Regions from separate parts of the Mus musculus genome. Here all the other regions are linked to region 1. A link is a contact called in ENCODE Hi-C or POLR2A ChIA-PET data. All regions are on one chromosome and are shown on one strand. The core of a region is the stretch at or near the end of the contact, and the rest is flanking DNA. Distances in the headings are between cores, read along the strand shown.

The links. Hi-C counts contacts between places; a loop is a spot of excess contacts on that map. ChIA-PET counts read pairs that join two places held with the same protein, here RNA polymerase II (POLR2A).
Region 2: a loop to region 1 is called in a map of heart, with 5 times the contacts of the local background. The contact joins the promoter of Zfp667 here to the promoter of Zfp583 in region 1. A Hi-C loop is called at or near these places in 11 of 37 maps with a recorded cell type or tissue (T-helper 17 cell, adrenal gland, gastrocnemius and 4 more). POLR2A ChIA-PET finds 5 or more read pairs at or near these places in 3 of 5 experiments (Patski and embryonic stem cell).
Region 3: POLR2A ChIA-PET joins it to region 1 with 26 read pairs in embryonic stem cell. The contact joins the promoter of Zfp78 here to the promoter of Zfp583 in region 1. A Hi-C loop is called at or near these places in 2 of 37 maps with a recorded cell type or tissue (T-helper 2 cell and left cerebral cortex). POLR2A ChIA-PET finds 5 or more read pairs at or near these places in 3 of 5 experiments (all embryonic stem cell).

Annotation. Positions count from the first base shown.
Region 1 is chr7:6,328,391-6,332,884 of GRCm38, forward strand. It overlaps Zfp583 (zinc finger protein 583), which reads right to left and starts at 2,044. Exons shown (of 5, transcript NM_001033249.3): 1 at 1,680-2,044; 2 at 865-926. The coding sequence starts at 873.
Region 2 is chr7:6,284,423-6,288,916 of GRCm38, forward strand. It overlaps Zfp667 (zinc finger protein 667), which reads left to right and starts at 2,158. Exons shown (of 5, transcript NM_001024928.2): 1 at 2,158-2,232.
Region 3 is chr7:6,360,967-6,365,460 of GRCm38, forward strand. It overlaps Zfp78 (zinc finger protein 78), which reads left to right and starts at 2,342. Exons shown (of 5, transcript NM_001025163.1): 1 at 2,342-2,381.

The DNA.
Region 1 (4,494 bases), core at 794-3,293:
TTCCAAGGTAGAGGTCGGAGGACTGGGAGTTCAAAATCAGGGTTAGCTGGAATGAGTTGAACCCCAGCCTGGGCTACGTAAGTCACCATGTCAATACATTCCCCATAACAATTTAATTAATTAGCGGGATTGCCCAGTATATCAGCTGTGCACTGCTACTAACAGATTATCTCTAAAAGAAGAAATTACTGTTCTCATAAACAATTACTCTTCAAAGCTCCCGACAGACTAAGAAAAACGCTGCCTGAGCCTAGATGCACTTTAGCCATCAAGGTTTGAGCTAGGTGGTCGTAGTGCACGCATCTGGGAGGCAGAGGCAGACAGATCTCTGTGAGTTCAAGGCCAGCTTGGTCTACAGATCGAGTTCCAGGACAGCCAGGGCTACATAGAAAAACCCTGTCTTGGAAAACAAAACAGCACCATCCCCAATTTGATACATCGGATTTCTGAAAATCATCTTGAACATGAGTTTCTGCCAAATGCCCAAACTCTGGACCCCCCAAAAGCCCTCCTATTTCCTTTCAAACCAGAGATTGTAGAGAAAAGCTACCACACACATCTACACCTCTAATACCCACAATATGAGCTTACATAATCCCACCAAAAAAAATGTATTTTTGCCTCTTAGAGTGAGTTCCTAAGAGCACTGAACCCACAGGCGAGGCTGAACTGCGTCCTTGCTGGCCGGGGGAAAGGGTGCTCTTAGCTTAGTCTTGGGGGACTAGCTCTTGTGTTGCAGTGGAGAACAAGAGCAAGTCACTGGAGAGAGGAGATTTTGTCAGGCAGCTGAATTTCTGAAATCAAAGTGGTTTAGCCTGACTGATAAATAAGGTGGCATTCCAGGGAAAAAGAAACGCTTCTTACCTTGGACATGGCGTTAAAGCTTCAAGAATGTATGGCTGTGTTTCTGGGAGCAGGGAGGTGTCCTAAGAAAGTAAAGTGGACAGAAACAGGAAACTGTAAGTTCCAGGTGTATCCTGCAGCCCCAGCATCACACCTCTGTCCTTCTCCTCCCTCCACAGACATGCATTTGAGGTATCCCTACATTTAACAATGCTTTTCCTATGTACTGTATAGTTCTGGGACTCAACATATATTTTATGTCTAAGTTATCTCTTTCACTTATGTCTGAGCAATTTAAGACTGGCATTATTAGATTAGAATCTTCCACCTTTCACACATGAAGGTTTACATCATTGAAGATACACAAGGCAATAGTTGAGAAAATAACTGTGCCAAACTGGAAACTAGACTGGAATTTATAGTGTATAGATGACGTTAAAAGGAAGTATATCTCCACCCTTTCCATAAGGATGAGATGTAGGCCATCAAGTGAAGCTACTTTGCACAGAGTGGGTAGCAAAGGGACCATGTGATCTAGAAGACAGTGGACCAGGATCAGGATACCCTACAAATGCCCCCCCCCGCCCTTCCCCCCCTATGATATCTCATACTGTCACATATTTTCCAGCACTGTCTGTCTCAAACAGTTACACTGTTTAGATGCAATGAAATAGCCCTATACACTGTTATTCGGGCCCATACATTGTCACAGGCTCCATCCCAGCTGGTAGCAAAAGTCTTGCTGTAATAATATCACATAGTCCCAAATGCAGCCTCAAAGCCCCTCATGGCGTCTTTATCCCCACATTCCACATTGTCACAGACCCCCCTTGTACCTGGTGGCATAGTCTTGTGTATTCACACACATCCTTATGGGATCTCACAGTCTCATACACCATCATAGGCCCTTCAACACTGTGACATGGTCTCATAGTGCTACACCTATTGTCCCAGCCTCTCACTCTATGTCATAGCCAGCATTCAGTCTCACAAACTGTCACAGGCCCTGACAGTACTCTTGGCACAGTCTCAAGCCTCAGGCCTTCACAATAAAGTGGCTTGGTCTCAACCCTGTCAGATAGGTTTCCAAACACATTCTCCCACATGCTGTCATATACAGTCAACACGCTGTCACAACCCCTCAGTTTCAAGCAGTATTCAGTCTCACAGCCACAGGCATCTCGTACACAAGGTGTGGTCTGACACTGCCACTCAGATCCCCACTCCAAAGTGCTCACATATAATACACCCTCCACTGTGCAGTCACCCACACTGTCACAGCCTTTCAGTCTTACACAGTGTATGCAGTACCAGACCCCCTCACACGGTGTGGGGTCTCACTGTCATATGAGTCTTCAGACACATTCTCCCACATGATCCCTTATATTGTCACAATCTGTCACACACAATGTCACAGCCTCGGTCTCACACAGTATTTAGTCTCACAGTCAGAAGTCCTTAATACACAGTGATCCAGTCTAACACTGTCACTCAGCTGATCCCTCCCCGGTACAATCACATACACTGTCACAGTCTTTTAGTCTCACAGAGTATTCAGTCACAGGCCCCCCTCATGCAAGTGGGTGGTCTCATACTGTCACACACATGATAACCACCTCAGTCTCACACAGTGTACAGGCTCAGCCACAGTCACTCACTCATGTTCCCACACACATCCCCTAGCGCTATCACACACTGGCACAAGCCTCTCTCTCTGTTTCATGTATCTCCATACTCACAGTCACAGGCTCCCCCCATTATGGGGTGCTGTCTTATAATGTCACATACATTGTCACCGCCTCAGTCTCACATAGTTGCAACCTTACAATCATAATAGGCCCCTCATATACGGTGGCGTGGTCTCGCACGGTCACTCTGCACCCACTACACTTTCTCCCACGCGGTACCTTGATCCTCACCGAGCGTCTCCTCAGTCCTCGTCACCTCTCACTCGGCGCCGAGGCAGATCTGGCCGGGGCCGGGGCTCGATCTCGCGGCGCCGGTAGAGCTCACAAAGGCGCGGCTGCGGAGCGACTCCGCGCAAGGGCCTCTGGGAGGTGGAGTACTGCGCTTGACTGGAGCGGCGTAAGGCATGCTGGGAACGCCTTTTAGGGCGCGGCTTTCGGGGGTCCTAGAATCTCCGCTGAATTCTGTCTCTTCCCTTCCGGTCGTCAGAACCAGAACTCACTCAGGCTGCGCAGGAGCTGCTTGCTCTCCTCGGTCTCTTAGACGAGGAGTCGGGGGTGGGGGTAGTTGTGGTGGTGGTGGTGGTGGTGGGGGGGCTGTGCTCGAGCACGCATGCGCAGTGCTAGCTGGCCGGTGCCCTGTCCAGAGCAGCGGATGAAAATTGGTCATCTCCTGGTTCAGGGCCCACGTTGCTGGGTTTCTTTCTCCCTTGTTTGTTTACCTTCTCTCTGCCTTACCTTTTCACGCATCATTCATTACTCGCCTTCTGTATGTCAGACTCTGAAATGGACACAACAATGAACCCCGCCTGACCAAAATCTTCATCTTTATGGAACCAACATAGACTGGGGAGGAAGTGCGCTAGGGCTGTAACCCAATGATAGAGCTCCTGCCTAGCTAGAATGCTTGAAGCCCTAGGTTAAGTCAGCCATTGGGGGGGGGGGGCTGCTAGAAAAAAAAAAGAAGTTGGGGGGCTATTTTGGATAATATTCTTTTTTTTTAATTAAATTTATTCTCTTTACAACCCAATATCAGCCCTTTCTCTCCTCTCAGTACTCCTTTCACGCAAGTCCGTTGCCCGCCCCCCAATTCCACCTTCCCCATTTTTGAGGAGAAACCACTTCTCTGGGTATGAATTCCCCGTCCCCCCCATCAAGTCACTGCTGGACTAGGCACATCTTCTCCCACTGAGGCCAGATAAGGCTGTCAGGGATGTAGGGGTAGGGATCCACAGGCAGGCAGGCAGCAGGCTCAGGGACAACCCCTGCTCAAATTGTTGGGGGACCCGCATGAAGACCAAGCCGCTCATCTACATATGAGCAGGGGCCTAAGTCCAACCCAAGCTCGCTCTCTGTTTGTTGATTCAGTCTCTGGCAGACCCCAAGGGTCCAGGTTAGTTGACTCTGTTGCTCTTCTTTTGGAGTCCATGTCTTTTTCAGGTCCCTCGATCTTTCTCCCAACTCTTCCTTAAGACTCCCCGAGCTCCATCTTATGATTGGGTGCAAGTCTCTGCATCTTTTTCCGCTGGCTGCTGGGTGGAGCCTCTCAGAGTACAACCATTCCCTCCCCGCCCCACAAACACACTTTTTTTTTTTTTTTGAGACAGGATTTCTCTGTGTAGCCCTGGCTGTCCCGAATCTCATTCTGTAGACCAGGCTGGCCTCAAACTCAGAAATCCTCCTTCCTCTGCCTCCCAAGTGCTGGGATTAAAGGCGTGTGCCACCACTGCCCGACCATTCCCTCCACTTCTGCTCTATGCTTGTCCCTGCACATCTTGTAGGCAGGACACATTTTGGGCTGAAGGCTTTGGGGATGGGTTGCTGTCCTTATCTTTCCACTGGGAGTCCTGCCTGGCTATAGTGGCCATATCCCCACTTTAGGATCCATATCCCCACTGCTAGGAATCTCAGCTAGTTTCTTCATTAGGCCCTCTTGGGCCTCTCCCCATCCCAGGTCCCTGGCATG
Region 2 (4,494 bases), core at 908-3,407, 44 kb before region 1:
TAAATTCTAAGTTTCTTTTTGGCCTTTTTTCATGCAATTTTTTTTCATGGTGTTGTTACTCTTTACTCCGTGGCTGGTCTTCTCAACAAACCCCTTCCCCAACCTTGTATCCTTCCACCCCCAGTAGGCAAAAGGACACATTTCAGGGTGGCATAAGTGTATTGAGGCGGGGCCTCTTCTTATTTCCTCTGGGTCAACTGGACAGTTGCAAGTATGACAGGAGAGGCTAGTCTGAGCATGCAAGGCGTGCACGTTCCTGAGGTCCAAAGAGGTCTCCTGGGTGTTAAGTTTCAAGCCCCAGACAAAAGTGCCTACTTAAGATATTAAAGGGGACCTGGCCACCAGGTTCTACCTGCCTTTCTCAGTTTGTACCTATTACAGGGCCCTCCTGGCAGGCATACTCTGCCCTCTACCCTAAACTTCTCCAGCCCAGGGGCTGGGCCACCCTTCCCCCAGCTCTCCTTCCCTATGCAATCCAATCATTTTGGTTACCTGGTCCTTTCACCTACTCTCTTTAGCCTCCTGGCCTCTTGGTCTAGCCCTCTTCTCTCCCCTCCTCCCTCTCCTCATATTGCTTAGGGTCATGTTCACTTTGGACTCTCTCAGACATCCGTGCCTCTGACTATGTGTCCCTTTATCTACAATAAACCTTCTCATCTACCATACCTAGGAACAGTCATGTTCTTCCCTTTTTATTTTATTTTAGTTTTCATTCACTGGGAAATGAATGCAACCTTTAGTCTCACCCTTTCTGGTCTCCAAGATAACGAATTCCCTGCCTCTTTTGGTAGTAACATCATAGTTTCTCCTGGATAGATGGAGGTTTTGAAAGACTTGTGAGAATCTGAGTCACACTTCTTCTTTGGAGCCTCCCACCCTGTACCCCCATTCTTGGACTGGGGCTCTCTCAGTCTCTTGGTTTCCCCTTTAGAGAAATGATGTGTAGAACTTAACCTCTGTGCTTCCCTCCTACTTCCTATTTCTGGGGCCTCAGGTAAGGTCCAATGTGCTTGGAACCTCAGTTTTCCCATCGGTGAAATGAAATGCTGTGTTTGCTCAGTAGTGCCGTTGTTTCCCACATGACCATTCAGATGTCACAGTTGACGCTCATCACTGTCTTGACTGAAGATCTAAATGAGTCACTTCCCTTTCTCTAGGCACTTATATTTATACGCAGGTTGGGTATACTGAATTGTGCAGCTGACAGCATTTCACTTGTGCACACACCAATGACTGTGTTCTTGCTAAGGGATGCCATAACAGGGTCTGGTGTCTAGTCTACCCTTATCCTGGTGATTGCTGTGCGACCCGAGAGTCATTCCTTGTCCTTCACTGAGCCTAGGGTTTCCTCAAGTATTACCCCTATTCTCTTTCTACTTGGTGAGATGTAAAGTGACTCCGGAAGTGGCTTGAATGGAGTTATAATTTGATAAGGTAGGACCAGAAATCATTAGGGTTGCTCAAGAGGTTTAGGGCAGGCCTTTCCCCTTTACGTGAGATTTATACTGAGTTCCTAGAAAATTTCAGGTTTATAGTTTGGGAGGGAGTACGGCCTTATAAGTGTTGAATTGTGCTGTGGAGAGTCTTCAATCAGACTCCAAGGTGGAACGCTCCTCTTCTCACGTGCCCATCGTTTCCCCCATGGCTTTCTAAACAGCCACAGAAGAAACTCTGTCCTCTCCTCTGAGGGTCACAAGGTCTCCAGACAGGCGACAACGAGGATGGAAACACCCTTTTGGGCGTGGATATCCTTAGTCTCTTGCCAAAGCCTGAGGTTGGCGGTACAAGCTCGCGGTTGCGCACGGCGTAAGGCGCGTGGAAGCCCAGTGAGTCCGAGGTGTGGAACGCTAGGAGAAGCATCCCGGAAAGGACGCATGCTGAATGGACTCTAACGGGAGCTTGGCCGAACCCCTTAGAAAAGCGCTTAGCGTAGGAGGGCGCACACGGGTCGGCAGAATAGCCAACCAAATTATTGAGGGCGTGGCCTCGCGCTGTCTCCGGGGTTCTGCGACTGCAGCGTCTAGTTGCGTGTCAGGGGGCGTGGCTCCGCGCTCCGGGGGAAGCCCTGGGGGCGGGGCCGCACTGGCCTGCGTCCTTCTGGAGGGGCGGGGGGACCGGGGAGAGGCCCTGAAGGGATCCCTGGGGGTCTGGGAGGCGAGTGCGCAGGCGCGGGAGCTCTGTTGCTAGCAGTTCTGTGGCAGCTGTGAGACGGAGGACGCAGCAGGGAGACAGGTGAGGGGGTCTGGTGACTGCGAGCCTTCCTTCAGTGGGAATGATTGATAGCGTGTGTGTGTGTGTGTGTGTGTGTGTGTGTGTGTGTGTGTGTGTGTGTGTGTGACAGAGAGACAGAGAGAGACAGAGACCTGTTTGCGTGGGTCGCTCTGGTGATCTGAGTTGATTCGGGTGCACGCCTGAAGCTTCGTGTATGCTTGGCGTATATTGTTTGTTGTGGGGTGAACACAGTATGAGAATCCTTCAGGAGACTCCACGTGTGTATATGTGTGTGCGCGAGAGAAGAGAAGTGGAAGGGGGGCGCGGGAGAAGGGAAGTGGGAGGGGGGAAGGGAGAGGGAGAGACCGACTAGGCCTGTGAGCCCCAAGAAACAGGTGCGAATACCACCAACTGCGTGATGTGACCAGTGTGCCCTGTGTAAAGGAAGACACTACAAGGGGCCGCTAGTGGATGTAGGAACAGAGTTCTGAGCATCTCGGTTGTACTTGTGTGTGAGTGTGATAGACTGATGGAGCTGTTTATCATAGTCTGAGGGCACTCGGCCTGTGGGGCCCAGGGACAGGTGACTGTACAGGTCCTAGTGGGAAAGGAGGCCACCGCAGGCTAGAGGGGCCCAAGGGTGTGGGCACACAGTTCTGAGTATCTCTATGTCACTAGCTGTGCTGGTGTGAGAGTGTTGGCGGGTGTGTTTGTGTGTGTGTGAGAGAGAGAGGCTGATGAAGTTATTTATCAAAGTCTAGAGATACAGTGAGCCATCAGATGACAATGGCTTTGTGAGTGTGTGCCAGTGTGTGATTGATCGTGCCTCATCTCATTTGTTACCGTGGCAACGGGCTCCTCTAGAGGAGGAGATGTGATGGCCTAGTCTGGGAAACTGAACCTGTTAAGGATGAGACTTTTCCTTCTGTACAAAGGGATAAATGGCGCTCATCAGAGTGTTGATGGAAAGGCTAAACGGACTGTGAAATAATACAGGTGAAATGCCTTGTACAATGCCTGGGACATACTGAGTGCGGTGTAGAGTCTGGCCTTTGTTGTAGTGCTGACGGTGGAGGTTTGCTGTTGTGTTGTTGGCCTGTGTACAGGTAGGGTTGTAGTGGTGAATTCCAAAGGAGTTTTAGTGTCTACATTTGGAATTTGGCCGTCTTTCACCTCTAGCAGAGGTTCTGGATTGAGCAGTGGTGCACACACCCTCCAGACTCCTTTTATCCCTAGGCAAGCAACCTGGCTTCTTGGTGTCTGCCCAAGAATGGTCCTGCGGGAAAGTTGCATCCTACCCTGACCTGTGGAACCTGTTGGGTGTCTTCCTTATCAAGGTAGCTTGAAGGCTTCAGTAGAGGAGTGGTGGGGAGTGGGAAGGGCCTCAGGCCAGACACCTTTAATGCTAGCACACAGTAGCCCATGGGAGACAGAGGAAGGTGAGTCTCTGTGAAGTCAAGTCTAGCCTGGTTTACAAATAGATTTCCACGACAGGGCTACACAGGCACTGCTCTTAAATTCAGAATGGAGACTCCTGTGGACACATGGGTAAAGAGGTTTCCTTAGTCCCTACTGGCTGCACTTTGTCCACATTTTTTTGGAGATAGCTGCCTAATGACTGACTCTAGTACACCATTTGCTTTCTCCACAGTCACCAAAGCCATTTTTATGCCGTGTAGCCACCTCCAAATTTTGTTAAGTAGAAAGTCTGATTAGTCTCTCTCCTGCTCAGTTCCTCTCACCTTTCCCCCAGTTATATCTTATCACAGAAACTGCTCACTGTCACCTTCCTGATCTGGTTCCACAAGCCTTCCTCACCTCACTCTGTCTTAGCACACAGCCATTTTTTTTCTTTTGCCAGAGGGTGGGGGTGGGAGGGGGAGATGGGGGGTAGTGGGGTAGGATGTCCAAGTGTGAGGGAGGTTTCTCTGTATAGTCCTAGCTGGGATTAAGGGCACGTTCCACCCCCATCCCAACCCCTCCCACTTCTGGCTACACACAGCCTTCTTATATCTCTCTACACATCAAGTCCGGGCTTCATTAGCACAGGGCCTTGGCTGTACCTGGAAAAGTGTCTTCCCTGTACCCTGTGGCTCACATTCAGATGTCAGCTTATGGCTACCTTCTTAGAGAGGTAACCGTAACTCCTGCACCCCTCTCTGGTCCGCTATACGGCCCTTGTTTTACCTCTTAGGGTATGCATGTGCCCCCCATGCCCAGTTTATGTTATGTTGGATGTGGAAACCTGGGGCTTAGTGCATGCCAGGCCATCTCACTCTGTCA
Region 3 (4,494 bases), core at 1,092-3,591, 33 kb after region 1:
GCCCCGCCCCGCCCCCAGTCCCTGCCTCTGCCTCCAAGCAATGCAAGGCTTTCAGAAAGACCAAGAAGAATACAGCCATGTGCTAGGGGAGTGACACACTTCAACCCTGTGGGGAGAGAAACTCCAATTCTTACTTACTTCTGCACTTTGTCTTCAACTTGTTCATTTGTGTCCTTTAAAGTCTCCTATAAACAACAACAACAACAACAACAACAACAAGAGAATCCTGTGTTTTCCTGATATCTTTCACGCTAGCAAATGAATAGAACTCAAGAAGCACAGGTGGTAGAAACTTCAGCTTAGAGTCAGAAACACAGGTAAAACAACTGAAGTTTGGGAGTTCCATCTCAAACAGTGGGGAGTTTTGTAGGGCCAAGCCTTCAATTCCAGGTACTGTCAAAACTGAATTGATGACAACTAGCAGATATCTTTTATGGAATAGGTTTTCAAAGATGTTGAAATGTTATCTGAAGAAATCAGGAAATGTATGACACACCCTCCCTACTTTATATTTCTTTATAGCCCCCCATTTGTCAGGTCTGCTTTATCTGTGGAAATTAAGATCCAAGAAGCCAGGGAACTGTCTTTGCTTCTTCTCTCTCTTCATCCACATGGCCTCGTTTTATTTGTTTCAGCTTTTAATACAACTATCGATTTCTTGGTTCTTCAATGCAGGGTTAATTTCTAGTTTGGCAAAAGGCAGAAAAAAAAATCTGACTCTTGGGGTTGGGGATTTAGCTCAGTGGTAAAGTGCTTGCCTAGCAAGCCCAAGGCCCTGGGTTCGGTCCTCAGCTCCGGAAAAAGGAAAAAAAAAAGAAAAAAAAAGAAAAAAAATCTGACTCTTATATTTTGGTTCCTATGACATTGTCGTATTTGCTGCTTCCAACATTATGACATTCCCATTTTGTAGGTGAAACATATGCTGGTTTGCTGATCCCAGAGGTGATCAACATGAGTGGGAGGGAGGAGACAATCAGATGTAGAATAGTGGCTGTTTTTATTGTAGCAAAGCTTTCCCGCAAAGATCAAACTTCCAAGCCTTGCGTCGTGGGGGCTCACACCATTGATTTCAATTTGGAAGAAAACGAATGGATACAGAAAGATCAAGAGTTACCCATTTCGGAGGTTAGTCTGGGCTAACCACCTCAAATCTCCCTCTACAAAAATTATAATCTCAAAAACTAACAATAAAGATCGAGCTTGGTTAAGTAAGGGACAGTGACATCAAGGAGGCTCACAAAAGAGTGTGAGGGAAGCCTCACGAAAGGGTGGGGAGCCTAACAAAGAGCTGGCGCAAGACTCGCCCTAACCGACACGGCTAGGAATCCTGGGCAACCCTTCTGTATAATCACGCACTCAGCCACACACTGTCACAGCTCCAATCCGTTCTGCAAACAGTCTTAAATGGTGCCTTTCTCCTCAAATTCTGCCCTTTTTCTCTGACTCCTCTGAGAAGCCGCCCCTTCTCCTTCAAGCCCCGCCCTCACCTCGGGCTGCGGGGAGAACCTCCCTACTTGCTAAGCCCTGCCCCTCATCTCAGAATGCTGTAAACCCTCCCCTTTTCTGCTTAGCGCCAGGCTCACCATGCACTACGCTGAAAACCTGCTCTTTCGCCTCAAGCCCCGCCGCCCTCTAGATTTTGCTGAGAACCCGCCCCTTCTATACTAAGTCCCGCCCTCTAGAATCTGCTGAGAACCCGCCCCTTCTTCAAGCCCCGCCTTCACCTCTGACTGTGAGGAGAACCGCCCTACTGGCTAAGCCCCGCCCCTTCAGATTGCCGAGAACCCACTCCTTCAATGCTTAGCACCGCCCTCACACGAGCCGCTGAGAACCCGCCCCTTCTCCTCCAAGCTCCGCCCTCACCTCCGGAGGCGGAGACCAACCGTTCTTGCTAAGCCCCGCCCTCACCTCGGATTCTTCTGAGAACCCGCCCCTCCTCTAATCCCTGCCCTCACCTCACCTCACACAGAGCTGAGAACCCGCCCTACTTGATAACCCCGCCCCTCACCTAATACGGATAAGCTCCCGCCCCTTACCCACTTAGTACCGCCCTCTCCAGGGACTCTGCTGAGAACACGCCCCTTCTCCACCAAGCCCCGCCCCTTACTCCAGTTTCTTCTGGGAACCTTCCTATCTAAGCCCAGCCCCTCACATCAAACTTCTGAGACCCTTGCTCTTCTCTGCTTAGCTTTGCCTTCACCCTCAGTCTAAGAAACTGTTCTCCGTAGTACCCGCTTCTCATCGCAGACTTCGCTGAGTACACGCCCCTTCAGCCCCACCTTTCTCAGATTAAGCTCTTAGGTCGTCGCTGGCAGAGGCTGCGCTTGCGCACACATAGCTTGTAGGAAACCTCCCAGCGTTCCTCGGTTGACAGCGTCTGGGTAAGGCAGCTAGCGGGCGCTTGTTAGGGAGTGGGAGCCCGAGCGCTGCGGGCAGGGGAGATCCTCGTGGTCCCTGTGTTTTCTGTCTGGAGGTAGGCAGGCGGTTGCGTGGAATCTAGGGGGCACGAAAGCTCAGACGACTGGGCGTCCGGATCTAAGTCTGTGCTTGGGTGTGCCAGGCCCGTGCGTGTGTGAAAGGAACTGGGCTGTAAGTTTTCGGTGTGAGAGAGGGAGACAGAGTCTGAGAGAAATAAGTGCTGTGATTGTGAGAGAACTGTGAAATGTATGATGATAAGTGTGTCTTCCAGTGATCTGCATTACAGCACTTAAATGCTTGGAATCTCCAAAGTAATAAATACCTTGTTGACTGCTCTTGATTGATGGCTGACAAGACTCAAGGTAGTTTCAGAGTCGGTGCTGATCATCGCAGACGCTAAACGGGATTAGAGGATCAGTCCCAAACCCCATCCAGGAGAGGACAGGAGCTGAGGTTGATCACCAGATGCCAGTCCTTTTGTTGATGTTTCGAGACAGAATGTCATGTAATCCAGCAGTCCTCAAACTCTTTATGTAAGTAGAGGATGAGTTTGGAACTCTGATCTTCCTAACTCAGCCTTCCAAGTGCTGTAATTACAGGCGTGTGCAACCCACACTCAGATAAATGATTTACACAGCCATGCTTACGTGATGAAGTGTCCATAGCGACTCAAAAGGAAAGGATTCAAAGAGCTTTCTGACAGGAGTATTGTATCCCTGCATAGAAATCCTGAGAGGCCGTTGAGGGAAGTGGGTAAAGTGAAGATAGGATTGTGTTGGAGACTTCAAGATGTTGGAGATACTAGAGTCGTGGGGTAGCTGCAGCCTGAGTGTGGAACCAGCCCAAGACAGAGAAGTACGTGGCAGTCAGCAAAGCTGAAAGGATTCGGAGATCTGAATGACACAGAGATGCAGAATTTAGAGTTTGCCCTGCTTGTTTTCCGTCTTTGTTCTTTGGTCCAGTATTGATTTTCTTATTGTGCTCCTTTCTCTCCCTTTTGGAATGTGTTTTTATTTTTAAAGATTTATTTATTTTTGCTTGTATGGATATTTTGCCTGCATGCACAAATATGTACACCAAATGCATGGCTGGAGGCATGGATCTCCTGGAACTAGAGTTACAGGCAGTTGTAAGCTGCCATGTGGGTGCTGGGAATTGAACCCCAGTCCTCTAGAGGAACATCCAGTGTTCCTAACTGCTGAGTCATTTCTCCAGCCCCACTTTTGGAAATAATGTGTATGCTTTGGCATTGTATGTTGCGAGCATGTGATCTGCTTTTTAATTTTGACTTTACAGGGCTACAGTTATGAGATTGCATGAGTCTCAGAAGAGATTTTGACTTTGGACTTTAGTGTTGAGACTGTGATAGACTATGAAGGCCTTTGAAGTTGAACTGAGTGCATTTTTGCATTATGATATGGCTACAAGCCTAAGGGGGCCAGGGAGTGAAATGTGCTGGTTTGAATAAGAATGGCCCTCATAGGCTCATATACTTGAATGCTTAGTCATCAGGCTACTACTTGAGAAGAATTAGAAGGTGTGGCCTTGTTGGAGTGGGTGTAGTCTTGTTGGGGTAGGTGTGGCCTTACTGGAGGAAGTATGTCACTGGAGGTAGGCTTTGGGGATTCAAACGCCCAAGCCAGGCCCAGTGGCTCTTTCTTCCTGATGCCTGTGGTTCTGGGTGTAGAACTTTCAGTTACTTCCCCAGAACTTTGTCTGTCTGTCTGTCTGTCTGCCTGTGTGCCACTATGTCCCTACCCTGATGATAATGAACTAAACCTCTGAAATTAAGCAGGCCTCAGTGGAATACTTTCTCTTACAGGAGTGCCATAGTCACAGTGTCTCCTGGTAGATGTTAGAGGATATAGGAAGTGAGGGTTAACTGAAAGGACAACTCCAATGCAGAATTCATGAAGATGTCATCTATGATAGGGTGAGACTTTGGGGTGATACAGAAGTTTTGGGGTTACCCATGCTCCTATAAATAATTCTTTACCCGTGCTCTGTAAAAAAGCCCAATAAACCTGTTGTTCCACCAAGTTGGATTTTTGTGGGATTATTACGTAGGTCTGTCCC